Linked DNA regions of Homo sapiens: region 2 is linked to region 1. A link is an interaction called in ENCODE POLR2A ChIA-PET data of the cell type or tissue named here. Cell type or tissue: IMR-90. All regions are shown on one strand. Links, peaks and the distances in the headings refer to the core of each region. The heading gives the core; the rest is flanking DNA.

Region 1 (7,753 bases), core at 1,763-6,762:
GGAGTGCAGTGGCACAATCTTGGCTCACTGCAACCTCCACCTCCTGGGTGCAAGTGATTCTCCTGCCTCAGCCTCCTGAGTAGCTGGGATTACAGGCGTGAGCCACCATGCCTGGCTGATTTTTGTATTTTTAGTAGAGATGGAGTTTCACCACGTTGGCCAGGCTGGTCTCGAACTCCTGACCTTAGATGATCCACTCGCCCAGCCACATTTCCTCCTAAGGGTCTTCCTAACTGTGGTGACTACGTATTGTGGGCAGCCCTCATTTAAAACAATCTGTCTATGCTTTTTGTTCTGGAAAATATGGACAACATAACTACACAAGTTATGATCTAGCCAAAGTGCTTCTGAATTACCAAATTATGGGGTTTCATTAGAAGAAATGACAGCGATAACATGATTAATAGGAGTTTTTTTAGCAGAATGCCCTCATGTTAAGCCTTCCGAAGCCTTTCTTTTAAACCCCTAGTTTTTCTCGCAATGATGTTATTTTTGTTTTTTAATATGGAAGACTAGAGGTTACTCTCAGTCAAAAAAATATGAAACAGTTCACTAAGACCCACAGAAAACCCTACCGTCTGCTTCTCCTACAGAGCGTTTAATTAGTATTTCCTAGATAAGGAACGTAGATGGTCGTGGTAAAAGACAGCTATTTTCAGGCACGGTTTCTCGTGTGCTTTAATTACAGAAAGCACTCCAAAGACCTCCGCCAGCTGCAGCCCTGCCCCTGAGTCCCCGATGAGTTCCAGTGAGTCGGTGAAGAGCCTGACCGAGCTGGTCCAGCAGCCCTGTCCCCCCATCGAGGCGAGCAAGGACAGCAAGCCACCAGAGCCCAGTGACCCGCCAGCATCCGACTCCCAGCCCACAACCCCGCTGCCTCTCTCCGGACACTCGGCCCTCAGCATCCAAGAATTAGTAGCCATGTCCCCGGAGCTGGACACCTACGGCATAACCAAGCGGGTGAAGGAGGTGCTGACGGACAACAACCTCGGTAGGTTCTCCTCTCGGCTGCTGAGTCAGGAGGTGGCAGGGAGTTTGCAGGAGGAGCAGGTGAAGGGCGGGCCCTAGGCCAAGCCAACCACAGAGTCTCAACTTGTGTAGGCACCCTTTGAGAACATGAAACATCCTATAGTTGTGAACAGTAAGGAGCGTGCCGTCTGCAGGTCAGTCCCCACCTCCTCCCCACCCTGCACCCCCACGGGGACCAGTTAGAAGATGAGCATGGAGTCAGAGTGGACTCGGGAGGATCCACACAGACTGTCTCTTTTTTTTCTTTTTTTTTTTTTTTTTTTGAGACAGTCTTGCTCTGTCACCCAGGCTGGAGTGCAGTGGCACAATCTCAGCTCACTGCAACCTCTGCCTCCCCGGTTCAAGTGACTGTCGTGCCCCAGCCTCCTGAGTAGCTGGGATTACAGGTACCTGCCACCACTCCTGGCTAATTTTTGTATTTTCAGTAGAGGTGGGGTTTCACCATGTTGGCCAGGCTGGTCTCGAACTCTTGGCCTCAAGCAATCTGCCCACCTCAGCCTCCAAAATTCTTGGGATCACAGGATCCCAAGCCAGGCATGAGCCATCGTGCCTGGCTTAGATGTATCTCAATAGAGACAGTCTGAGTAAGTCCAGATTTCTTGAGGCCACAGTCTGAGACCAGCCTGGGCCACATAGCAAGACCCCATCTCTACAAAGAATTTTAAAATTAGCTGGACATGTTGATGTGCACCTGTAGTCCCAGCTACTCAGGAGCCTAAGGTGGGAGGATCACTTGAGCCCAAGAGTTCGAGACCAGCCTAGGCAACATAGCAAGACCCCTTCTCTATAACAGATTTAAAAATTAGGCCGGGCATAGTGGCTCATGCCTGTAATCCCAGCACATTGGGAGGCCACAGCAGGAGGATCGCTTGAGTCCAGCCAGGAGTTCGAGACCAACCTGGGCAGCATGGCAAAACCCTATCTCTACAAAAAATGTAAAAATTAGCCGGGTATGGTGGTGCACGCCTGTAGTTCAGCTACTCGGGAGGCTGAAGCAGGAGAATCGTTTGAACCCTGTAGTTTTAGGCTGCAGTGAGCTATGACCATGCCACTGTACTTCAGCCTGGACAACACAGTGAGATTCTGTCTCAAAAAAAGAAAGAGGTAGACACCCATTAGAGCCTGGCATCCTCGGGGCTCCAGAGCTGGGCAGCGTCCACCCGGCAGTGCCAGGATGGCTTAGTGGAAGGTCTAACGGACCCCGGTTCTCACTCTGCTCACTGAGTCCGTGATGCTGGCCAGGCTGCCTGCATTCTCAGATCCCCCTCCACGAAACTGGAGTAACCACGCCTGCCTGGGAGCAGTGAGTAGCAGCATTTTCTAGCACCAGGCCCGACTGGTAATAATAGTCATTGTTATTTTATCATTGCTGTTCCCGCTGCCTTGCGAAGCCATCTCCATTTCACAGCCCACAGCTGGGGCGGGCAGCCCCTGGGGAACTCACTCCGTCACCCTGGCATCCCACCGTGCCTCAGACCTGGCCTCGGCCTGGCACATGCTCTAGCCCCCTGGGTGCTCGGCCTGGGTTGGTTGTCTGTGCTCTGTGTCACTGGTCATCAGCTGCTGTGGCTGTAAGAATGTTACGGTGTTTCATCTTTTTTTTTTTTTTTTTTGAGATGGAGCCTCACTCTGTCGCCCAGGCTGGAGTGCAGTGGCGCAACCTCAGCTTACTACAGCCTCTCGGCTCACTGAATGCCGGGTTCACGCGATTCTCCTGCCTCAGTCTCCCGAGTAGCTGGGATTACAGGCATCCGCCACCGTGCCCAGCTAATTTTTGTATTTTTAGTAGAGACAGGGTTTCACCACGTTGGCCAGGATGGTCTCGAACTCCTGACCTCAAGTGATCCACCCACCTCGGCCTCCCAAAACACAGGGATTACAGGCATGAGCCACCGTGTCTGGCCTTTTTTTTTTTTTTTTTTTTTTTTGAGACAGAGTCTCACCGTCTCACTCAGGCTGGAGTGCAGTGGCACAATCGCGGCTCACTATAATCACTGCCTCCTGGGTTCAGGCGATTCTCCTGCCTCAGCCTCCCAAGTAGCTGGGATTACAGGTGCCCACCACCACGCCTGGCTAATTTTTGTATTTTCAGTAGAGACAGAGTTTCACCATGCTGCCAAGGCTGGTCTCGAATTGGCCTCTGGCCTCAGGTGATCCACCCACCTTGGCCTCCAAAAATGCTGGGATTACAGGCATGAGCCACCACACCAGCCAAGCCTATTTTGTCATTTTAAACCACCGTGCTCCTCCAGTGTGGTGTTAACCAGGCAGGGTTCCCTGGTTTAGGCACGCGGAGATTGGAAACCCACCCTTTCTATCTTTATTTCCCAAGGGTGAAAGTCAGTTAAAGGGGCAGTGTTCTCTGCAGAGCATGTAAGCACAACCCTACCGAGTGGTTGCAGTTTGTCTGCTGCTCATGGAAAGGCCTTGTGTGTCTTTTCTTTCTCCCATGGGATGAGAAGAGAAGGGAGGCCGAGCATGGTGGCTCACTTGAGAATGACAGGTGGCCTGTAACCCTAGCACTTTGGGAGGCTGAGGCAGGTGGATCACCTGAGGCCAGGAGTTCGAGACCAGCCTGGGCAACACAGTGAGACCCCGTCTCTACAAAAAAAAAATTTTTTAAAAATTATTATCCAGGCATGGTGGCACCCGCTGTAATCCCTGCTGCTTGGGAGGCTGAGGTGGGAGGATCACTTGAGTCCAGGAGGTTGAGGCAGCAGTGAGCCACGGTGGCATCACTGCACTCCAGCCTGGGCAACAGAGCAAGACACTATCTCAAAAAAAAAAAATTAAAAAAAAAAAAAAGAACAGAGTAGCTGAGTTCCACTAAAGTTTGCTCAGTGATCTAACAGCCTGGAGGTTAGGCCAGCTTGTCCAGTGGAAGCCTCCCATCCCCATGTCTGTATGCAACAGACAAAACAGAATGAGAGAAAAAGTCATATCAATGAGACCTTATATAATTAAGTCAATTCATAAAAATAAAAATGTAGCTGTTGATTTGAAAAAATGGCTAATTCCCATATGTTCATCAGTTATTGAATCATGCAGGGATTCCTAGACTTGAGTCATCTCCCACTTCATAGCTCGTCACACATCCAAGGAAGCAGACCAGTTGCATCACTCCTGCCCACCTCCTTATAGGAAGTGGCATTTCGTGTAAATGTTGAAAATCAGATAGGGTCTAGCTCTGTTGCCCAGGCCGGAGTGCAGTGGCACGATCATAGCTTACTGCAGCCTTGAACTCCTGGGCTCAAGCAATCCTCCCACCTCAGCCTACTGAGTAGCTGGGACTACAGGCACACACCCCAAGCCCGGCTATTTTTTTTTTTTTTTTTTTTTTGAGATGGAGTCTCGCTCTGTTGCCCAGGGTGGAGTGCAGTGGCGCGATCTCGGCTTACTGCAATCTCCGCCTCCCAGGTTCACGCCATTCTCCTGCCTCAGCCTCCCAAGTAGCTGGGACTACAGGCGCCCACCACCATGCCCGGCTAATTTTTTTGTATTTTTAGTAGAGACGGGGTTTCACTGTGTTAGCCAGGATGGTCTCAATCTCCTGACCTCGTGATCTGCCCGCCTCAACCTCCCAAAGTGCTGGGATTACAGGCGTGAGCCACTGCGCCCAGCCTTTTTTTTTTTTTAAATAGAGATGGGGTTTCACCATATTGCCCAGGCTGGTCTCAAAACTCCTAGGCTGAAGTTATCATCCATGCCACCATCATTGCTGGAGTTTTCCTTGATGTTGGTTTTACTGGGTGAAGGTTTGTAGCTTTCTTCAGGCTCTCAAATGGGTCTGTAGCCCCAAAACAATTAAAAGTCATGGCTAGGAAACATCTAGGAGTCATACAGATAATTTTCCAGGAATAATCATCTGATTTTTTTTTCCCCATTCAGCTGGGAGGCCTAAGCAAAGAGCAACTAGCTATTCATATATATTGCTTTCCCGAACATAGCAAGCTCCTTGAAATGAAAATAGATTCTTTTACCATGTTAGCATTAAGTAAAATTTTCTCTTTTTTTTTTTTTTTTTGAGATGGAGTCTCGCTCTGTCACCCAGGCTGGAGTGCAGTGGCACGATCTCGGCTCACTGCAAGCTCCGCCTCCCGGGTTCACGCCATTCTCCTGCCTCAGCCTCCTGAGTAGCTGGGACTACAGGGGCCCACCACCACGCCCAGCTAATTTTTTGTATTTTTAGTAGAGACGGGGTTTTACTGTGTGAGCCAGGATGGTCTCGATCTCCTGACCTCATGATCTGCCCACCTTGGCCTTGCAAAGTGCTGGGATTACAGGCGTGAGCCACCGCACCTGGCCAAAATTTTCTTATAACAACTAAAAAAAAAAAAATCATAAGGACTTGGGACATTTATAGGCTAAAGAGTTTGAAAAGCAGAGAAACACAGGTTTACAAAATCAGTAAATTTATCTTTAAGTTTTTTGTTTTGTTTTGTTTTGTTTTTTCTTTTTCTTTTTCTTTTTATCTTAAGTTTAAAATGACTAAGCCAGGCGTGGTGGTGCACACCTGTAATCCCAGCTACTCGGGATGCTGAGGTAGAACAATTGCTTGAGCCCAGGAGCTCGAGTCCAGCCTGGGCAATATAGCGAGACCCTGTTTCTTTAGGGAAAAAAATTAAAAAGACTGATAAGAAATTAATGTCTCAGCTTCAGTGCTTTCTAGGCAGTAAACTTTTACTTGGAGGCCCCCTTCTTAGAAGCCAGTGTGTGGTGTTTCTATTTCACATAGAGGATGTAAGCCACAGAGAGAACAAGCCAGCCCTCTGTCGTCTCCCTGCCCCGGATGGGGAGAGGTGCCTTCTGTTCTGTACACTTTATGGGGTCAAACGCTGGCCCCTCTGATCCCAGTCTCCACTTCCACCTAATAAGTCCTGTTCATTCAAGTACTCCCGTCAGGCCTTCCAGGTTATCACTGATCCTAATTTGTATCTTTACAAGCGGTGGCCCTCTAAACCAGCAGCGGAATGGCCCTCAGAGAAGTGAGCCTTTCTTTCTAAGCTCCTGACAAGCATTGCCAACTCAATGCGGCTGTGCTCTCCATAGCGAAATGCCCTCTGATCAGCCTGTGAAGCGGGCTGCCTGCCCCTGCCTGGGAGAAGAAAAGGTATCAGGAAAGGGGTTTTGATCCACTTCCAGTTACTTTATTTAGCAAAGGCAGCCTAGACTGCAAAAGCAGACTTTGGAATTGGAATCGGCCGGCCTCTCAGAAAAGCAGAGCTGGGCAGCTCCCTCTCCTCTGTCCTGCTGTGATTGTGGGTTGCCTGCCCCGTTTTCTCAGCGAGACCTGATAACCTTGCTAATTGTGGAAGGAGACGCAGGTTGCCCTCTGATTTGAGGTTGTACAAGAGAGGTCTCCTGTTTGCTGTTTGGCCTCCTGAGCTCTGGCTTAGAGATTTCACTGCCTCTGAGAAACACCACAGGTGTTAGCGTGACCTCAGCACATACAAAGCCTGAAGGCTTTTTTTTTTCCTTTTTTTTTTTTTTTTTGAGACAACGGTCTCTCTCTCTGTTGCCCAGGCTGGAGTGCAGTGGTGCAATCATAGCTCACTGCAGTCTCAACCTCCTGGGCTCAGGCAATCCTCCCATCTCAGCCTCCTAAGTAGCTGGAACTATAGGTACATGCCACCACGCCTAGCTAATTTTTTGTGTGTGTATTTTTGTAGAGACTGAGTCTCACTGTGTTGCCCAGGCTGGTCTCAAACCCCTGGGCTCAAATGATCTTCCCGCTTCAGCCTCCCAAAGGGCCCTTCCGGCCACCGCACCAGGCTGAAGGCTTAAGAGAAACGTCACTGGCCAGATGCGGTGACTCATGCCTATAATCCCAGCACTTTGGGAGGCTGATGGGGGTGGATCACCTGAGGTCAGGAGTTCAAGACCAGCCTGGCCAACATGGCGAAAACCCGTCTCTACTAAAAATACAAAAATTAGCCAGGCGTGGTGGCGAGCACCTGTAGTCCCAGGTACTCTGGAGGCTGAGACAGGAGAATTGCTTGAACCTGGGAGGCGGAGGTTGCAGTGAGCCAAGATTACACTACTGCGCTCCAGCCTGGGTGACAGAGCAAGACTCCATCTCAAAAAAATAATAATAATAAAGAGAAATGTCATTGGTTGTGTGTACGGAGAATGCAAGAGCAATGCCAACTCCCTGGCCAATGGAGAGTATTATAAGTCTGGTTGAAGATATATTTCTACCACATGTTTGCTGTAAGCTAGGATGTCACCAGCCCAACCCTGAGCCTTTAAACTCCTGTGTCTGATTTTAACCTTGACACGTACTTGTCCCTTCAGATCCCTGGCTCTCGGTGACAATACCTGTCTTGCTTCTGTTTTCTCTCTAGGCCAGCGCTTATTTGGGGAGACCATCTTAGGGCTCACCCAAGGCTCTGTCTCTGACCTCCTTGCCCGCCCCAAACCCTGGCATAAGCTCAGTCTGAAAGGACGAGAGCCCTTCGTCCGGATGCAGCTGTGGCTGAACGACCCCAACAATGTGGAGAAGCTGATGGACATGAAACGGATGGAGAAGAAAGGTAAGTCTCCCTGCCCCGCCCGGGCCGGCTGCGTCCGCATTCATAGACAGGCTGTTTCTTTCAAATCTTTCACACACAGCTGATGAGGGACATTGACCCATGACCAAGGGACCAGAGGACAGGGCAAAAATATTTTTGGATGGTCATCAGCTAATGAGTACCTAAGAGGGCTGGAAAGTTGTGTAACTTTT
Region 2 (7,753 bases), core at 1,073-6,072, 600 kb before region 1:
TTAAAAAATTAGCCAGGCATGGTGATGAATGCCTGTAGTTTCAGCTACTCAGGAGGCTGAGGTGGGAGGATGGCTTGAGCCCAGGAATTTGAGGCTGCAGGGAGCATTGACTGCAACACTGTACTCCAGCCTGGGTAACAGAGCAAGACCCTGTCTCAAAAAAAAAAAAAAAAAAAAAAACCTAATCATTTAAAAATGTAGTAATGGGCGCTGGGCACTGTGGCTCACGTCTGTAATCCCAGCACTTTGGGAGGCCGAGGCGGGTGGATCACCTGAGGTCAGGAGTTCCAGACCAGCCTGGCCAACATGGCAAAACCCCATCTCTACTAAAAATTCAAAAAATTAGCTGGGCATGGTGGTGCGTGCCTGCAATCCCACCTACTTGGGAGGCTGAGGCAGGAGAATTGCTTGAACCCGTGAGGCAGAGGTTGCAGTGAGCCGAGATCATGCCATTGCGCTCCAGCCTGGGCGACAGAGCCAGACTCTGTCAAACAAACAAATAATAATAATAATAATAGTAATAATGACATCTTCAGCCCCTCGAGACTGAGGACTGAGCCTCTGCCCAGCTCCTTGAGCAACTGGCATGCATTCCAAGAATCCTCATAACAGCCCCATGGGGCAGCAGACCAACCTCTTTAAACTCCTGGATCTGGGACTGATCAAACATGGAGAAGACGTTGGAGCTGGCGGTGCCTTCTGCTCTTTTCCGAGCTCTTCTCGGTGCCTGCGAGGTAGCAGACAAGGCCTTGCAGCGGCCCCTGCCTCGAGGGTCAGCCCCCACCCCCTGTCTCACCTCCCAGGGCATCACGGTCCAGAATGACACCGCTTTGCCCTTCCCGGTGCCTACAGCAGACAGACAAGGCTACCCCTGAAGCCTTGCAGGTAATCAGGACGTTTTCCCAGCCCATGGCAAGAAGCCTGCACGGCGTGCACCCCCACAGAGCTGGACAGCTGCTTCCTGGCCCTGTCCCCCGGGCTCCGGAAGGTGGGCAGCCGGTGCCCGTGCTGCAGAACAGAGGCGGGCATCTCTTCCTTCAGCCTCCCCATCTCTACCCCGGCATCCTCCACTACAGCTGGAATCTGACCTTATCGCCAGCTGCTAAAAACCTTCTTCGTGTTCTCAGGAGAACAACTGCGCTCTTAGCCCCACCACAGGATCTGCCTCTTGCCCTGTCCCAGAGCTGCTACTCCCTCTCACCCAGGCCCTCTACTCTGTCCCAGAGCTGCCTTCCCTCCCAGCGTTTGCCCCTGCCTGGAATGCGTTGCTCTGTTGGAATTCCCTGCTTGGAATGCCTTCCCTGGAGAATCTATCTAGAGACTCCTACCCATCCTGCAGGCTCAGCTCCCTGTCACCTCCTCCGAGAAGCCTTCCCTGACCCCAGGCCACTCTCCCCTCCCCACATGGCTCCACTGTGGACTGTCACCCCTACAGCATGTATCACACTGTCCTGACATATCTGTGCGTCTGTGTCCTCGACTAAGTGGACATCTCAGGGGTAAAACCCACTTTGCCCCATCTCTGATCTCTCCTATCCCCACCCTGAACCTGGCTCAAAGTGGGGATCAGCCAGTGCTTGGAAATAGCTGCCCAGAACTCAGGGCCAACCCACGCAGCAGGCAAAGCAGGAGGCCACCCACGTTGAGTAGTCAGATGGTTTCTGGCCAGCCTTCCTGCCTCTGTGATGTCAGGGTGTCTGGAAGTCCACCATTGGGCATTTGCTGAAAGCCCTAGGTCCCCAAGACCCTCAAGAGTCCTGTTCCTGGGCAGCCATCCTTACAGCCCCCAGGGGCGCTGTGAGCCCCAGAATGGGCTCTCGATGGGGGAAAAGAATTGCTGGATTCCAGACGGGGAGGTGGACGGGATGGCACAGAAATGGGTTCCCACCACCAGCTCCTGTCTCCGTCACAACTTGTACCACCCTCTCCTGCCAAGCCCTTGTCTACCTGCCCCCACCAGAGCAGAGGAGTCCCCTCATCCCCTGCTCCCCTCCCCCAACGCCTGTGTGGTCTCCCCTGCCCCCAGCTCACTGCTGTCCCCACCCCCGCCCAGGAGCCCGCGTCGTCGAGGGCAGGGGCAGAAGCGCCGGCTGACTTATAATTAGCTTTTACTGGGTGCTCTGTCTCTCCTAATCCTTTGAAAGGGGGCTGCCAGGGCGGCCGGGACGTTATGATGCTGTAAAACCTCTGTAATATTTATAAATCCTTTCAGACATCATAAAGAAAAGAACTTCCCCACAGAGTTCATCCCACATAATTACATATACATTTCCTCCGATTAATAAAAAATGATCACTTCCGTCTGTGGGAGGTTCTGCCCTTTCTCTGGCACACCTGGCTGTGGCCTCGGCGTCCTCAGTCCCTGCCCCCCACGCCCCCAGCCTCTCATGATCCCCCTGGTTACACCCCCACCCTACACTGTCCCAGAGCTCCACGAGGGAGGGAGAGATCATTTTCTTTACAGCACAAGAGTCCTAAACCCTAGGGTCTTTGCAGCCCAGCTGTCTTGAAAATTCCTTTTGAGAATGGGCCCCTGAAAAATAAAATTCCCCTGAAAGGAACATCTCAGGGAAGAAGGGGGGGTCACCCGGATCTGGGTTCAAAGCCTGGCTTGGCTGCTCCCAGCCTCCGTGATGTTAAGAAATTCACTTGTCTTCTCTGAGCCTGTTTCCCCATTTATAAAACCTAGAGCAGGTCAACCTCAAAGCATCAGGACATGTATTAGACACCTACGGACCTCCAGGCAGGTCCGTCCTGGGGACCCAGGGCTGAATCAGGCCCCGTCTTGGTCCCCAAGAAGATCACAGTCCCGCTGGTGACAGGCAGTCCATAGAGGCTGACTCGGAGGAGGGACAAGCGCTGAGAAGACAAGACAGAGAAGCCCCTAGGCCCTCGGGCAGTCAGGAGGTGACAAGCCGAGGCTGACAGCCAAGTCAGAGCTCTGTGCCGAGAGGGACTAACTAATGAGGCAGGTGAGACACAGGCACAGAGGGACAGCCAGATTGATACCCCGCAGGGAGTCCCCAGGGGCAGGAACCCAGAGCAAGCCCTGCGTCACATGAGGTGCACAGGCAAAGGTGAACAGGGGGACCTCGGAGCTCCAGAGGTGCCACGCTGCCCCAAATACTGACCCCCGGCCCTCCCAGGGGGCCCCTGCCCTCAGAGCCACTGCCCCTGTGAAGCCCCCAGGCCCTGCCCACCTCGTCTCTCTCCACCCTCCTCTTCCTCATTCCCCAGCAGTCCCCACAAAGTCCAGGAAAGCAGAGGCTCAAATCAGGACCCACGTGGAGAGGAGTCCCGAGTGGGGCAGGTCCAAGCATGGGATCAAGAGCAAAGAGCAGGTCAGACCAGGGACAACATCAGATTAAGGTCAGGAAGGTCAGTGAGAGGCAGGATGAATTCAGGCAGGAGGTGAAGGTCAGAATCACACACAGAGTCAAGGTCACAGAACAAGGTCAAAGTTGAGAAATGAGGCCGGGCGCTGTGGCTCACGCCTGTAATCCCAGCACTCTGGGAGGCCGAAGCGGGTGAATCACTTGAGGTCAGGAGTTCGAGACCAACCTGGACAACATGGTGAAACCCCGTCTCTACCAAAAATACAAAAAAAAAAAAATAGCCATGTGTGGTGGCGGGCGCCTGTAATCCCAGTTACTCGGGAGGCTGAGACAGGAACCTCACTCGAAGCCAGGAGGTGGAGGTTGCAGTGAGCCGAGATCGAGCCACCGCACTCCAACCTGGGCAACAGAGTGAGATTCTGTCTAAAAAAGAAAAGGAATTGCGGAGTGAGGTCAGGGGCAGGGGCAGGGGCAGGGGCAGGGGTGGGAGGGAGGGGACCGCAGTGCTGAAGCCAAAGACACAACAGCCACAGGCCTGAGCTCCCCAGGGAGGAGGTGGAGGTGAGAGGAAGGTAGCCGTGGCAGAGCAGAACAACCCCAGCCTACCATGGTCTGGAGAGCTCCCTGAAGCTGCAGTTGGCCTGGGGATAGCTCAGAGATGGCCCTTAAATAGTGGTCCTCCCAGGGCCCCTGGCATGCACCGGGCCCAGTGTGGAAGGTGATCCATGACAGGACGGAGACCTCCCTGCCAGGCACCTGCCTTGGGCCATTCAGAGTGGATAGGGTTGGGGGGAATCCGTGGGCAAATACCACGGACGCAGGGACTGCCTAAGCCTCCAGGATCTCCGAGAGCCCTGGGCCAACTGTTTTCTCTAGAGCCAAGGGACCAAGACCCAGGAAGGGGCATTTGGCCAAGGACACAGAGTAAGTTGAGGCTGCCTACCCCAATGGGAAGACTTGGCCTTGAGCCGTCAGGGAGTGTTGCCCAGGGTGGGGCCACCCATGCTGGCTGGGACCCACTCAGACTGCAGTGTGGCCGGACCTCTGGAGCTGTGGGACTCTGGGTGGGACATCACCCTCTAGGAGGCTCAGCCATCTCATAGGAATAGGGGGGAGTGTATGAAACCCCCGGTCTGCTTATGGAGAGAGTTTCTGCACCAACCTGGCCCTCGGGGGCCCCTTCTACCAATATGCCTATTATCAGGGTGTCCATTAAGCACCCCCAGGCCAGGGGACCCCCTCAGGGCACTGAAATGCTCAATGAACAGAGAAAGCAACAGGACAAATAAAAGAAAAATGGGGTGGGCGCAGTGGCTCACGCCTGTAATCCCAGAGCTTTCGGAGGCCAAGAGGGAAGGATCGCTTCAGGCCAGGAGTTCAAGACCAGCCTGGGCAACATAGTGAGACCCCTATCTCTACAAAATATCAAAAAAATTAGCCGAGCATGGTGGTGTGCTCTTGTAGTCCCACCTACTCAGGAGGCTGAGGCAGGAGGATTGCTTGAGTCCAGGAGTTTGAGGCTGCAGTGATCTATGATTGTGCCACTGCACTCCAGCCTGGGCGACAGAGTGAGATATTGTCTCTTAAAAAAAAGAAAACAGAAAACTGGAGGTGACTCTGATGAGGAAGAACTGAAAAATGAGACCTCCATTCCACCCTGGCCTCACACACACACATCCATCCCCACCAGGCCTGGCCCAGCCCAAGAATTCTCTAGTAGATCTGCCAAACAGAGCCCACACCTGCCCTGGAAAGCCCCTCCTGTGTCTAGTGCAGCCCCAGCAGCCCCAGCTCGGCCTCAGAGGCTGCCACTGTCCATCTGGGGCCCGCCATATCTGAACAGCTGCCAGGGCCGGCAGTGCTGGGTTCAGGCAGTGAGCCCACGGGTCCCCAGGGGCTGGAGAGCTTAACTGTCCCTGGAGCTGGCCTCAGGCCTTCAGCCCCGGGTACAGCTGATCCCCTGCCTTTGGGGAAGGGAATATCATAATAATAATAAGAAGAGCAGCTAATATACAACACAGAAGGTCAGGCCATGTCTTAAAACACGTGTCCTCACATTCAATCCATATCCCATTTTCCAGATGAGGAAACTGAGGCACGCATGGGTTAAGTCACTCACCCAAGGCAGATAAGAAGTGGGGCCAGAGGCCAGGCACAGTGGCTCATACCTGTAATCCCAGCACTTTGGGAGGCCGAGGAGGGAGGATCACTTGAGGCCAGGAGTTTGAGACCAGCCTAAGCAACATGGTGAAACTCTGTTTCTACAAAAAAATTTTTTTTAATTAAAAAATTAGTCAGGCATAGTGGTGAAGTGAAAAAGTTCCCTTATCCCGTTCATAGGGCATGCGATGGGGGTGTGGCTCGCTTCTTCCATGCCCAGCTGCTCAAACCTCTAGGCGGACCATGCAGACAGGCAGGCTATGGGGCTCCGACCCCACGGCAGTGTCTAGGGGTGGATGCTTACAGCTCCTGAAGCCCCAGTGGGCGTGTGTTACAGGATGCTCTTTTACTTTTGCCATCTGTAGGTGGCTTGTGTTCATCAGCTCAGTTAGACCCTCTGCCTTATTGCAAGGACAAAGGGCTTTTTGTATCCTGGGGTTCTTGCCTTGGTGTACTGTGAAAATTGAATCACATGTGGGCTTGGAGAATGAGTGCGAGGTTTTATTGAGTGGTGGAAGTAGCTCTCAGCAGATGATGGGGAGCCAGAAGGGGGATGGAGTGGGAAGGTGATTTTTCCCCTGAAGTCAAGGTGCTCAGCAGCCAGACTCTCCTCTGACCATCCCCAGCCAAATTCCCCTGGGCATTTGTGTTATTCAGCCAGTCGATGGCCTGCCAGCATCTGCCAGTGCTGTCGGTGTGCTCTTCCGATCCTCTGCTCCTCTTGATGTCCAGCCACCTGTGTGTGTACCCACTGGGGTCTCAGGGTTTTCATAGGCACAGGATGGGCGGGGGGGCGGGGGGCGTGGTGGGCCAGGGTGGTCTTGGAAAATGTGACATTTGGGCATATAAACAGGAGTGCCTGTCCTCACCTAGGTCCGTGGGCACAGGCCCAAGGGTGGAGCCCTTGCCAGGGACCCTGCCTTTCTCCTCTCAGCACTTCCCTGTCCCCCCTCCTGTATCAGTGGCACATGCCTGCAGGCCCAGCTACTTAGGAGGCTGAGGTGGGAGGATCACATGAGCCCAGGAGGTTGAGGCTTCAATGAGCTGTGATTGCACCACTGCACTCCAGCCTGGACAACAGATCAAGGTCTCATTTCTAAAACAAAAAAAAAAAAAAAAAAAAAGAGAGAGAGAGAGGGAGGGCCAGGACAAGAGCCCCTCTTTCTAGTGTTTCCAGAAGGAAGCTTCCAAAAGGTTCTGCTCATCCAAACTCTCCCCTCCTCCTGCTCCCTCCCAGTCATCCCTGACTACAGCTATTTCTGATGTCCCTAAACTCCTGTGACTGAGTGCTCCTCCCAGAGCTGGGGCCAGGTCCAGCCATGATGCTGTGCAGCCCGCTTTCTGCAGCAGGAAACCGTGTGCCTCAGTTTCCCCGACAGGGCTGCTCTCCTGGTGTCCTGGCGTTCCTCTCCGGGGAGAAAAACCACACGTTCCACAGGTGTTCAACAAGCCAGGCGGAAAGGAGAACCCAGCTCTGGGGACGGGAGCCTGGATTCCAGTCCCAGCCGCCTGGACCTGCTACAGAAGGGGGCCTGTGTGACCGCGACAGTGGCTAGGGTGCAGGCTTTCCATGCCCGGTCTGTGAGCCTGGCCCTGGGGCCTCCTGGCTCTGGGCTTACAGAGTGGGTAGCAGACCTATAACTCCTGCTTCCTGCCTCTGGCTTCCTGCTGCCCTGAGGCCTCTGCAAGCAAGGGCTCTTGCCTCCGGGGAGCACGCCCAGGACCGTGGCAGGGGCTCCCAAAGGCCGGGGACAGGCCTGAGCAAGCGGAGAGCCCCCCCGCCTGCCCGGAGGAGGGGAAGCGGCGCTGGTGAATCACACCGGGCTTACAAATTAGTCTGAGTGGATTTCCTCCCCTGGCCTCCTCCTTCATAGGACCGGAGGCAGGAAGAACCGGTGAGAAATCTGGTAGAGACGTGAAAACCCCGGGGTGAGATGGTTGGGAGATGTTTGTTCCTGGGGGGCGGGAAGTGTGAGGGTGCAGTGGCCTTGAGAAGGGGGAGCCGTGAGTTCTGCACCCACAGTGGGACCCTCAGTTTTCCCCATCTGAGAAATGGTGCCAGCAGCCAGGACCCCTTGAGGCTGCCATCGGGAAGCTTAGTGCCATTGGAAGGAGGTGGGCTTTGGGGTCATCGGCCTGGGGTTTGGAGGGCAGAGCCTTCCCCTGTCCCCCTTTCCCCCTGTGTAGATGGAGTCCTTGACAGAACTTGCAGCCTCTCCAAGCTGCAGCCCCCTCACCCAGGTGACACTGCAATGAGT

The links. ChIA-PET counts read pairs that join two places held together with the same protein. Peaks named below come from ENCODE experiments on the same cell type or tissue, not always from the same donor. Only the 100,000 strongest peaks of a DNase experiment are listed, where the experiment ranks them.
Region 2: POLR2A ChIA-PET joins it to region 1 with 5 read pairs; 2 of 35 experiments call an interaction of 5 or more read pairs at or near these places.

Annotation. Positions count from the first base shown.
Region 1 is chr7:102,226,679-102,234,431 of GRCh38, forward strand. CUX1 (cut like homeobox 1) reads left to right here. Exons shown (of 24, transcript NM_181552.4): 21 at 689-991; 22 at 7,374-7,562. Among named protein-coding and RNA genes, the nearest start is that of SH2B2, 56 kb to the right of the region's middle. In IMR-90, for the core only: no CTCF peak of the experiment used is centred there; a DNase peak (open chromatin) is centred at 4,123.
Region 2 is chr7:101,623,538-101,631,290 of GRCh38, forward strand. MYL10 (myosin light chain 10) reads right to left here and starts at 5,759. Exons shown (of 8, transcript NM_138403.5): 1 at 5,504-5,759; 2 at 635-727; 3 at 383-484. The coding sequence starts at 5,581. RefSeq lists an enhancer at 375-1,302. In IMR-90, for the core only: no CTCF peak of the experiment used is centred there; no DNase peak of the experiment used is centred there; H3K27me3 peaks cover 2,279 bases.